Regions from separate parts of the Homo sapiens genome. Here region 2 is linked to region 1. Evidence: chromatin contacts called from ENCODE Hi-C or POLR2A ChIA-PET data. All regions are on one chromosome and are shown on one strand. Each heading gives the region's core, a stretch centred on a gene start or an enhancer-like site at or near the end of the contact. The rest is flanking DNA. Distances are from core to core; before and after follow the strand shown.

Evidence for each region. Hi-C counts contacts between places; a loop is a spot of excess contacts on that map. ChIA-PET counts read pairs that join two places held with the same protein, here RNA polymerase II (POLR2A). Pooled maps may share reads with other maps.
Region 2: a loop to region 1 is called in a pooled map, with 2.1 times the contacts of the local background. The contact joins two enhancer-like sites. A Hi-C loop is called at or near these places in 2 of 168 maps with a recorded cell type or tissue (B cell and OCI-LY7), 27 of 37 single-sample maps with no recorded cell type and 6 of 50 pooled maps. POLR2A ChIA-PET finds 5 or more read pairs at or near these places in 2 of 52 experiments (OCI-LY7 and activated B cell).

What each region holds. Positions count from the first base shown.
Region 1 is chr4:85,657,527-85,663,502 of GRCh38, forward strand. The region is part of intron 2 of ARHGAP24 (Rho GTPase activating protein 24); the gene reads left to right. It overlaps LOC105377319 (a long non-coding RNA gene), which reads left to right. Exons shown (of 3, transcript XR_938955.4): 3 at 1,522-1,935. Among named protein-coding and RNA genes, the nearest start is that of MIR4451, 62 kb to the right of the region's middle. Within about 2 kb of position 2,290, at least 3 of the 41 ENCODE cell types and tissues checked have a DNase peak (open chromatin) inside an H3K27ac peak, as active enhancers do; they include B cell and OCI-LY7, where a contact is called at or near this core.
Region 2 is chr4:85,703,653-85,710,185 of GRCh38, forward strand. The region is part of intron 2 of ARHGAP24 (Rho GTPase activating protein 24); the gene reads left to right. Among named protein-coding and RNA genes, the nearest start is that of MIR4451, 16 kb to the right of the region's middle. RefSeq lists an enhancer at 4,040-4,189. Within about 2 kb of position 4,144, at least 3 of the 41 ENCODE cell types and tissues checked have a DNase peak (open chromatin) inside an H3K27ac peak, as active enhancers do; they include B cell and OCI-LY7, where a contact is called at or near this core.

The DNA.
Region 1 (5,976 bases), core at 1,040-3,539:
CTGTGTTTCTAAAGGAATAGAGAGGGAAAATGGTCAAAACAGAGTAGTTTCTAGAAAACTTCGTGTCAGCTTGCTCTCCCATGGAGACAGGGTATTAGGCAAATTAATAACTTTATCCTCCAGGCACTTTTGCAAGGGAATAACATTTTCATTTGTTTGGCAAAATGCAAACATTGCCGGGGTAGATGATAACTACAAAATAAAAATTTTATGAAATGCCACAACTCCAATTATTGTTATTATTTTGAGACAGGGTCTCATTCTGTCAGCCAGGCTGGAGTGCAGCGGCACTATCTCAGCTCACTGCAAACTCTGCCTCCCGGGTTCAAGTGATTCTTTCACCTCAGCCTCCCGAATAGCTGGGGCCACAGGTGCGTGCCACCATGCCTAGCTAATTTTTGTATTTTTAGTGGAGATGAAGTTTTGCCATGTTGGCCAGGCTGGTCTCAAATTCCTGGCCTCAAGTGATCTGCCCCCCTCGGCTTCCCAAGATGCTGGGATTACAGGAGTCAGCCATTGTGCCCGGCCTCCAGTTATTTAATTATTCTTCATTTACAATTGCATTCTCATTGGTCAATTTGTTAAGACCTTTTTTTCAGTCTGACAAAAGAAGGAACAAACTCTTTTTCTCTCCATTAATGTTGAATAAAGTATCTATAAACTACATTTTCAATAATTAGAAGAGCTAAAATCATCACATTTGGGACCCTGGGATCTGCCTTCCCACTTCATTTTTTCTCTGTAATCAATGCAAAATTATTCAATTTAAAGGAATATGTAGCGGATCATTTTTGGAAATTTATTACTTTAGACCCTGAGACAAACCTTTTTTCATAAAAACCAATTAAAAGAGCTTCTCAGAATTTTTTTTAACCTTTTGCTTAAAAAATTGCTCTAGTAAAAAGTGCTATTTTTAACCTGTTGTTTGTGGTACAAAGTAGAAATATTTTCATAAATATTATTTGATCTCCAGCTTCTTATACTGAAATTCTGCTCTGACTGTAGGATCAAGTACACAGTAAGCACTCAATAAATACTTGCTTTGCTTTGATCATCTGAATGTAAAAGTATCTTTTATGTGGGGCTGAATTAGGTCTAGCCAACATTTAGACTAATTTTACCACGACTGTCTTCATAGTAATATTAGCGTGTTTTCACACAGTATAGTCATGAATATGGACCATGGGGAATCACTCAAGCCATTTTTTCTCACTTTTAGAGTAGTTTATAATGTGTTGATAGTATGTCTGGCTGGTTTGTTGGGAATAGGATGTACATGGCCAAATGTGGAAGCAAGGAGACAGGATAGGGGTCCTTGGAGTAATCCAGAATTTGAATCAAGCAGCTTGGGTCAAGGTGAGAGCAGCAGAGGTATAAGAAGTTCTTGTATTTTCAGTCTGTTCTGAAGCAGAGCTGATAGGATTTGCTGAGAGATTTATGTGGGATGTGACAGAGAGAGAGCCAAGTCCGTAGTAACTCTGAGACAGTGCCTCTTAACTGAAGGTGATTTTTCTCTCCCAGGAATATTTGACAACGTCTGGAGACAGTGTCTGGCTTGTCACAGTTGGGGAAGATACCACAGATATCTCGTGGGTAGAAGCCGGGGTGCAGTTAAATATCCTATGAAGCATATAATGCTGTTCTCTACAACAAAGAATTGTCTGACGTTGCTGAAGTTAAGAAACTCTGGACCAAGGTTTTTGGCCTGAACAGAGGAAAGAATGATGCTACCAGTAACAGAATGAGGGCGCTGCTAGTGCAGTATAGTTTGCAAAAAGGAAACCAGAGTTCTGTCTTTTTGAAGTGCCTATCAGATTTTCAAGGCCAATGTCAAATATTACAATATCATAAAGTAAAAATAAGATTAAAGTTTATCTGTTGTTAAATTAATGTTTAAATAATTCCTTTAGAAATTAAATTTCTATAAAATGGAAATTGTGTCTCAAAATATTCCTGTGTTATCTACAAGGCCTAACATAGCTTCTGGTATTTCAACATATATAAAAAAGTATGAATATAGCGGCCATATTAATGTTCTCCTCCCTAGTTCTATTACACTATTTGGAATGATATAATTTTAGTCTTAGAAATAGAAAATTATCTCCCTTCATTTTGATGAACACATTATATAATTAAAGTACACATAAGGGTTGTAATTACTATGTTTCCTAATATATTATAGTTCTTTCATCTCCTCAGTCTGCTTTTTGTGAAGAGGACTTTTTCAGGGTAGAAGAATGACTCAGTAATGAGAAAAAGGGGAAATTATGTTAAGTCTTTCTTCTTTTCATTCCTCCCCTATTCTGGATCCAGGGGTAGTACCACACACTTCCCCAAGCAGCATTTCTGATAACTTAGAATATCCTTATGAAGCCATCTCTAAAAAAATAATAGGTTTCTTTCCATTCGTTCTCTGAAATAGCCTCCTTTAAGTCTAGAGTGCCTGCAGCTGAACAAGCAGCTACCAGTGCAGTAGGACTTGTTGCTAGGGGGAGTTGCCCTTATCACTTCTCATCTAAACTCGGTGGGTTATGTGGAAAAAACGGCATGTGCTTAACTTCAGATTTTAAAGTCTTTTAACTTTGCAGTTGAGTGCCTTCAATTGAATTTCTTAATTAACTTTTAAGTTATGACTGTCTCTTATTCCCTCCTTACCTATATTGAAGGAGCCAATCAGTAAATACCTAAGTCCTGCCTGCCCGCCGTGAAGCAAGGAAAATGTACTTGCTAATGATTGAATTAATTCTCACACTTTAGTTAATATTGACCAATATTTCTTGGATTTTATTTCCAAAATGACTTTCTTTTTTTCTTGAAATACTGTTTTAAAAGTAGCTTTAAAATGTATCCTCCATGTAAGTATAACAAAACAGAGTGATTTATTCACAGCTACTTGTTTCAATAATGCAGATGTTCAGGGCTACAGTACTCAAATAGTGAGACTCAGGGAAGGGAGAGGAATTGGCTGAATTAATTTAAAAGAAAATCTGGCCGAGCACTGTGGATCACACCTGTAATCCCAGCACTTTGGGAGGCTGAGGCAGGTGGATCACGAGGTCAGGAGTTTGAGACCATCCTGGACAACATGGTGAAAGCCCATCTCTACTAAAAATGCAGAAATTAGCTGGGCATGGTGGCACATGCCTGTAATCCCAGCTACTCAGGAGGCTGAGGCAGGAGAATCCCTTGACCCAGGGAGTAGGAGGTTGCAGTGAGCTGAGATCGCGCCACAGCACTCTAGCCTGGTGACAGAGAGAGACTCCGTCTCAAAAAAAAAAAAAAAAAAAAAAATCTGTAGATGGGGATTGTTTAGAGAGCTGCTGGTAGACATAACCTTTCATTATTTTTAGAGTTTCAATTTGTAGCCGATTTGGTATTTTGAGACTTTCAGTTCATCTTCACTTACACCACTTTCATTAAAACTTCAGAAACAGAAATAGCCACAGGCAAACACTTTGAAGCATGCATCTTCCTTTTCTTATTTCTTACTAAGATATCTAAATTCAGACATTTGACCAGTAACATTGCAAAGATGATTCATATGTGTTACAAACTTAGAAAAGTCATTAGGAACATACTCAGATTTTGCTGTAAACATGTTTTGTTATAAAAGTGATGTGGGTGATTTTGCTTCTGCAGTTGAATGCAGTGAGTGGTTACTGTCAGAAACACAAAATACAGATTGTGACTGGTTAACAATCAGCCGATAAAAAAAGTAGCTTAGTTAACTGAAATTACATTAATTGGAGAATGAATCTAAGAAACCATAGAAGGAGCAGGACAACCCAATTTCCAGCATTATTCTGGTTTATCTTTTTCTCTGAGTGGTGAAAACAAAATACGTCGTAGGCTCAAATCTATTACAGTTTGTTTATTGTCAAGTCTTCATATGGTCCTCCATTATTTTGTTATTCTAGGCTTGCAAATTTTCAAAAACAATAAGGTATGTGAAAGTTTTATTTAAGTTAACAAATGTATAGCTTCTGCCTAACTTTTTTTTTTAATTATACTTTAAGTTTTAGGGTACATGTGCACATTGTGCAGGTTAGTTACATATGTATACATGTGCCATGCTGGTGTGCTGCACCCATTAACTGGTCATTTAGCATTAGGTATATCTCCTAATGCTATCCCTCCCCCCTTCCCCCACCCCACAACAGTCCCCAGAGTGTGATGTTCCCCTTCCTGTGTCCATGTGTTCTCATTGTTGAATTCCCACCTATGAGTGAGAGCATGCGGTGTTTGGTTTTTTGTCCTTGTGATAGTTTACTGAGAATGATGATTTCCAATTTCATCCATGTCCCTACAAAGGACATGAACTCATCATTTTTTATGGCTGCATAGAATTCCATGGTGTATATGTGCCACATTTTCTTAATCCAGTCTATCCTTATTGGACATTTGGGTTGGTTCCAAGTCTTTGCTATTGTGAATAGTGCAGCAGTAAACATACGTGTGCATGTGTCTTTATAGCAGCATGATTTGTAGTCCTTTGGGTATATACCCAGTAATGGGTTGGTTGGTCAAGTGGTATTTCTACTTCTAGATCCCTGAGGAATCGCCACACTGACTTCCACAAGGGTTGAACTAGTTTACAGTCCCACCAACAGTGTAAAAGTGTTCCTATTTCTCCACATCCTCTCCAGCACCTGTTGTTTCCTGACTTTCTAATGATTGCCATTCTAACTGGTGTGAGATGGTATTTCATTGTGGTTTTGATTTGCATTTCTCTGATGGCCAGTGATGGTGAGCATTTTTTCATGTGTTTTTTGGCTGCATAAATGTCTTCTTTTGAGAAGTGTCTGTTGATATCCTTCACCCACTTTTTGATGGGGTTGTTTGTTTTTTTATTGTAAATTTGTTTGAGTTCATTGTAGATTTTGGATATTATCCCTTTGTCAGATGAGTTCGTTGCGAAAATTTTCTCCCATTTTGTAGGTTGCCTTTTCACTCTGATGGTAGTTTCTTTTGCTGTGCAGAAGCTCTTTAGTTTAATTAGATCCCATTTGTCAATTTTGTCTTTTTTTGCCATTGCTTTTGGTGTTTTAGACATGAAGTCCTTGCCCATGCCTATGTCCTGAATGGTATTGCCTAGGTTTTCTTCTAGGGTTTTTATGGTTTTAGGTCTAACGTTTAAGTCTTTAATCCATCTTGAATTAATTTTTGTATAAGGTGTAAGGAAGGGATCCAGTTTCAGCTTTCTACATATGGCCAGCCAGTTTTCCCAGCACCATTTATTAAACAGGGAATCCTCTCCCCATTGCTTGTTTTTCTCAGGTTTGTCAAAGATCAGATAGTTGTAGATATGCGGCGTTATTTCTGAGGGCTCTGTTCTCTTCCATTGACCTATACCTCTGTTTAGGTACCAGTACCATGCTGTTTTGGTTACTGTAGCTTTGTAGTATAGTTTGAAGTCAGGTAGCGTGATGCCTCCAGCTTTGTTCTTTTGGCTTAGGATTGACTTGGTGATGCGGGCTCTTTTTTGGTTCCATATGAACTTTAAAGTAGTTTTTTCCAATTCTCTAAAGAAAGTCATTGGTAGCTTGATGGGGATGGCATTGAATCTATAAATTACCTCGGGCAGTGTGGCCATTTTCACGATATTGATTCTTCCTACCCATGAGCATGGAATGTTCTTCCATTTGTTTGTATCCTCTTTTATTTCATTGAGCAGTGGTTTGTAGTTCTCCTTGAAGAGGTCCTTCACGTCCCTTGTAAGTTGGACTCCTAGGTATTTTATTCTCTTTGAAGCAATTGTGAATGGGAGTTCACTCATGATTTGGCTCTCTGTTTGTTTGTTATTGGTGTATAAGAATGCTTGTGATTTTTGTACATTGATTTTGTATCCTGAGACTTTGCTGAAGTTGCTTATCAGCTTAAGGAGATTGTGGGCTGAGACAATGGGGTTTCCTAGATATACAATCATGTCATCTGCAAACAGGGACAATTTGACTTCCTCATTTCCTAATTGAATAC
Region 2 (6,533 bases), core at 2,894-5,393, 48 kb after region 1:
ACCAAATCTGCTGGCACCTTGATATTGAACTTCTCAACCTCCAGAACTGTGAGAAAGACATTTATCCTTTTTATAAGTCATTCAGTCTGTGGTAGGCTGTTATAGCAGCCCAAACAGACTAAGGCACTCTCCAACACCCCAGAGCATCAACAACACTACATTTTTAAAGTCAGGTTTATTGAGGTATAATTTACATAGAGTTATGTAATCACCACCACAATCAAACTATAGAACAGTTATGCTACCCCCAAAAAAATCCCCAATGCCCCTTTGCAGTCATCCGCTCCCCCACCCTCAGCCCCTGGCAATGACTGGTATATTTTCTGTCCCTGAAGTTTTATCTTTGCCAGAAAGTTATATTATGCAATCTATAGCATGTAACCTTTGAGCCTGTCATCTTTCATTGAACGTAATGCACCTGAAATTCTTGCGTGCTGTTGTGTGTTATCAGTAGCTCCTTACTTTTCACTGCAGAGTAGTATTCAATTCAATTGTATGCATATATACAGTTTTTTTTTGTCCAGTTAGTTGCTGAAAAATATTTAGGTTGTACCCCATTTGTCAGATTTATTAGTAGATCCACTATGTACATTTGCATACAGGTTTTTAATACTGCACTTTAATATATCTTCTTTCTATCATTGTAGCTTCCAGCCTTTTAGTCAAAGAAACCATTTCTTCCTCAACTTTTCTAAAAATGCTTATGAGAATGTGTTGAAGTCTTGGCATCAAACCCCTTATTTATGAGTTAAAATTTATTGACCACCATGAGAAAATTATCTTATAAGATAGTTTTGGAATGGAGGCCATCAAAAAATAAGAAAAAATATGGTAGTGATAGGAGAAGTTGGGCAGTATCTAAATGTAACTTTTGCCAAAGTACCTTCATGAAGTACTGAATGTATTTTCCATTTACTGGATATAAGACGATGTGCTGTGACCTGTGGAGGGATTAAAAACTATGATACTCAGTTCTTTGTCTTCATTTATTTAAAAATATTTTTAACAACTTAGTAATAAGTGGCATCATATGGCATATATTTCTCTTTGTTAATTACAAAGGAAACTCCGAGGACAGGTTCTACATTTCATTTTTGTTAACTTATATTTTGTTCTTTGTTTTTAAGTACTATGTCCTCAGTACCGTATCTGGCATATAGTAGGGCTTATTAAAGATTTTTGAATGTATAAGCAACCAGATAGAATTTTTTTAATGAAAAGTAAGAAAACATCATAAGGTACTTTGATTGACCAAGGGTCAATAAGTTTTAAAAGTTTGGAGTGGATAAATCTAAGTAGAATGGAATCACTTAGGAAAGTAGAAAAGATGAGAGTTTCCTTTAGATTTTGTTGCTTTTTATGATTGATATACCTATTCTTCACATTTAAACCATAGTTCAGTTAATGTGAGACCAAATCAAATGTAAGACATACCATCATTTTAGGTATTACTAAGAATAATAACACACTATAATTTGAATTATGATCTACCATTGTCTATAAGATGTATCCCAAATTAAAAAATATAAAATGAGAAAATGCAAATTATAAAATTAATGAAATATGAGATTTTTACCAAGTTTATATAGGATATATTTAAAAATTATTTATAAAGTATTAAAATTTACACATATGACAGATACTATATTTTAAATTTTAATTTTTTGACTCTAACAAGAAAATTTAACAAAATATACGAATATACATGTACAAATAAGACATATACATATTGAAGTTCAATAATTACTTGAATGAATATAATATGACTTGCATGCATGTAAATATTCACGTGGGAAGTGACTACACACTCACTGTGAGCAACAACCATGTAATCAGAACACCTGTAGAGATAGCAACATTTTAGAACCTTTTGATTGAATTCCATTATGTAGATAGGGAAGGTTATAGTCCAGCATTTTTAGAAATGACCATTTTTTCGTGTGCTTACCACATGCAGGCATCGTGTTCAGCTATCAACGGTCATATGAGTTAATTGCTAGTGTTATCTGTATTTTATAGATGAAGAGAATGAGGCAGAGAGAAGGTCAGGAACTTGCTCAAAGTTGTACCTAACAAGGAGTAAAGTTTATATGTGAAAAAAGACAGTTTGACTCTAGAATTCATGTTTTTATTCTCTCTTCTATGGCTTCTCATGTTGGATACTGTTTTAGAGCACCAGGCTGTAACAGTTATAGTGACAAATAAGCATAGATTTAGGAGGAATATCTGAGTCATGAGGGGTCTGGAGGTTAATTTTCTTAACAGATGAATAAAATATCAAGAGGGGAAAGGAAGACAATGGGGGCATGGTAGGTGTCTTTAAAGATGTCAAGAACCATAGGATATTCTCAGCCAATGGTTGCAGGGGAGAGGGCACAGATATTCTCAAGAGCCAGATTTCAGCTGGGTATGAAGTAGAACTTAAAAAAGATCGGAGGTGACCACTATGAAGTGATCTTCCTCAAGCTGGATGAAGACAGAATTCAGGCATTGGTAGGGGGATGAACTGAGTAACTTTAAACTACTTTATGTGATGTGTAGATGTAAAATTGTTAGAGAAATTCTTTTTTTTGATGGACCTCCAATCTGTTAAATGTTACATCCATTGAATCACTGGATATACCATATTGTAAAGCAATTTAATAAAAATACATTTTGCTTATTAAATAAAAATGATTAATGTACTGTGGAAACTACTAGCTAAGAACTGATAATGTAAAATTTCATCTTGCTTACTAAAACTCATCTGTCATAATAAGAAATTTTAATATAGAGTCCACTTTTATATCAACATTTTTCTATAACTAACCATCATTAATATACTTTAAAAATCTAGTGAAACAGATTTCCACTAGACACAAAACACATTTCCCTGAAACACGTGCTTTTCAAAAAGATGTTGTTTTTGTTTTTTTTTTTCTTTTTTCTTTTGAGATGGAATCTCACTCTGTCACCCAGGCTGGAGTGCAGTGGCGTGATCTCAGCTCACTACAAGTTCCACCTCCTGGATTCAAGTGATTCTCCTGCCTCAGCCTCCTGAGTAGCTGGGGTTACAGGCAGGCACCACCATGCCCGGCTAATTTTTGTATTTTTAGTAGAGACGGGGTTTCACCATGTTGGTCAGGCTGGTCTCAAACTCCTGACCTCGTGATCCGCCCGCCTCGGCCTCCCAAAGTGCTGGGATTATAGGCGTGAGCCACTGCACCCAGCCAAAAAGATGTATTTTTGAGATATATTAAATGAACGCCTTATTTTGTTTATAGTGGATTTGTTGTTGTTTTGTGACAGGGTCTTGCTCTGTCACCCAGCTAAAGTGCAGTCGTGCTATCATAGCTCACTGTAGCCTTGAACTCCTGGGCTAACGTTATCCTCCTGCCTCAGCCTCCTGAGTAACTAGAGCTATAGGAGCATGTTACCAAGCCTGGCTAATTTTTAAAAATTTTTTGTGGAGGCACAGTCTTGCTATATTGCCCTTGCTGTTACCTCCTGGTGCCAAAAAATCCTCTCACCTTGTCCTCCCAAACTGATTGATAGGATTACAGTCATCAGCCACCATACCCAGCCTTTATAGTACTTTAAATTCAGATTTCTTTGCTAATATCACTACTATACACCCATGCAAGGATATATTTTTACCAGATGTTGTGGGTAAAGAGAATGCTGAAATATGGATGACCTGTTTGTGCTTTTTTTTCCCTCACCAGAGAAATGTTTGAATGCGTCCTTGTGCTTCTTGAATTAGTATTTTATTTTGACTGAGATAAGAACGTTATTTAACTTTTATTTTCACCGTGTCTAGCAAAATATTTCCAATAATATGCTCCATTGATTCTTTGGTGGTTATAATAATCATAAAATACAAGTTGATTTTAAATTCAGACTTTAGATCCTCAGAAACTTCTGGATAAACACATAGGTAATAACAAGCAGGGATCCCTTATAGATTTTTTATTTTTTGTTAGAAATAGAAATAGTTGAAAAGAGTTTCTGCTCTTTGGACACATGTGCAGGACCCAATATGTGCTATTTTCTTGAAAAAAGGAATGGACCGCTAATGAACATTATTAAAGTTGGACCATTTATTGTCCTAGGCAAAAATTAGGTCACTGATGTCTCCGGCACAAGAATGAAAGTTGATTACCTCAACCGGAAATGAAAAGGAGACCAGCATGACTATTGCACCCTGAGTTCTGAGTACTCACAACGCAGCTGGTTTGGGTCATAAATTACTTGTTAATTGTGTATTTCTTTTTTAGAAGAAAAAGGAAATGATAGGCTTCTTTTTTTCCGATCTCCACCTGCCTGTCATTGGTAGGTGGCATAATGATCTGAGAGAGCTGAGGAAATTGCTGTTCAGAACTTGGACTAGTTTTAGGTCAGAGGATTGCTGGTCTTCATTTCCTAATTTGCCAAAGAAAATCTCCCTGCAAAATGAACCTGAAAACTCACAGACATATCAAATACTTTCTTGTTCAGGCCTCGTTTATTCTTCAGCATATGTTACTGTGAGTAATATATGTATATTTGTGATCACTTTTCAATATGTATAGTAATATTAGACCATAAATATAAATAATAATAATAGATGTTTATGGAGTATGAAAACTCTGTTCTAGTAATTACCAAATTAGTTACCAAACAGGACTTAAAAGAAAAATGATGTTAACAAATAGCTGCTATTTACTAATCCCTGACCATGTATCAGCAGTATGCTATGCACTTCACATCTATAAACTTTATTTAAACCTCAAAACAGCCCTCTGTGTAAGACTCTTTTTTTTTAGGTCCATTTACTAATGAGAAAACAGAGGTACAGATATTTATAACAATTTCCCCAAAGTCATATATTTAGGACATGGAAGTTGGAATTTAAAATGAATTTGTCAGAATCTCAAGCCTATCCTCTTATCCACTTTACTGTCTTCCCCTACTAAAAATAACCCTGATGAATGCATATCTTACTCGTCTTCCTGCTCTATTCCATCACGGTGCAATTCAGTTGGAAAGGAGGCTGATGTCAAGAAGTCAGAGGGCGCACTCTGTTGGCATCCGCTTCCTGACAACCCCACCAAGGGGTTTTTCAGACCATATTTAAATTCTTCTGATAAAACAGAGCTCAAATCGCCTAAGAAAGCAATTTTACCTTCATATCTATTATCATTTGACAAAATAAATTCTCCTGGGAGAATAAAAGAACAAAATAAAATGATCTTTTCTATAGAGTCCTACAGTTTACAAATTCCACATGCCTTATTTAATTTTAATCTCCAAGTTATCTCTATGTTCGTTTAAGTATGCATTGTTAAAATTATCCCTATTTTATAGATACTGAAACTCTCCAAAAGATTAGGTGGCTTCATTTAATCAGCCATTCAGTAAACTTTTATCTGTGCCTTCTATATTCCCAGTACCCTTTAAACTATTAAGGATAGATAAATAAATAGAATGTAGGTCTATTCTTGAGGTCTTTAGAAAGCATGGCATTCTAGGGCTACAATCCCTGAGCACTACCCTTCTGCCTTTCTTAGTAGTTGTCAGAACTCAGTCACATGATCTCACCTAGATGCAAAGGTGCCTGGGAAGTAAAATTTTGCTGAGTGCCCAGGAGAGAAATGAAATGGTTATATAGATATAGTATCTGCTCTGCTTCACTTAAGATTTAATAATTAATTATTAATATCATAACAGGTTACAAGATAAAATATCATATGATTATCTCCACAGATAAAAATAGTAATAATAAAATGTAACACCCATTCCTGATATTAAAATGAAAACAAAACAATTCTTAGTAAATTAGGAATAGAGGGGAACCCCTTGAAATGTTAAAGAGCACAGTATCTTGTTAAAAAAAACCTCCAGCCATCATCATAACCAGTGATGACATATTAAAAGCATCCATTTTACTACTAGGACTAAGTTAAGAATATTTACTATCATCACTTCAATTTAGCATTTTATTAATGACCCCTTGTCAGCACACAAATAAATAAGGAAATCTCCTTCACCTGATATACAACTTCAGCAAAGTCTCAGGATACAAAATGTACAAAAATCACTAGCATTCCTATATACCAACAACTGTCAAGACACAAACCAAATCAGGAACACATGCCTATTCACAATTGCCACTAAAAGAATAAAGTACCTAGCCAGGGAAGTGAAAGATCTCTACAAGGAGAACTACAAACCACTGCTCAAAGAAATCAGAGTTGATACAAACAAATGGAAAAACATTCCATGCTCATGGATAGGAAGAACTAATATCATTAAAATGGCCATATTGCCCAAGTAAATTTATAGATTTAATGCTTTTTCTATCAAATTACCAATGACATTCTTCTCTGAACTAGAAAAAAACTATTTAAAAATTTATATGGAACTAAAAAAAGAGCCCAAATAGCCAAGGCAGTCCTAAGCAAAAAGAACAAAGCTGGAGGAGTCATGCTATCCAACTTCAAATTATACTACACAGCGAAAATAGCCTGGTACTGGTACAAAAACAGACACATAGACCAATGGAACAGAATAGA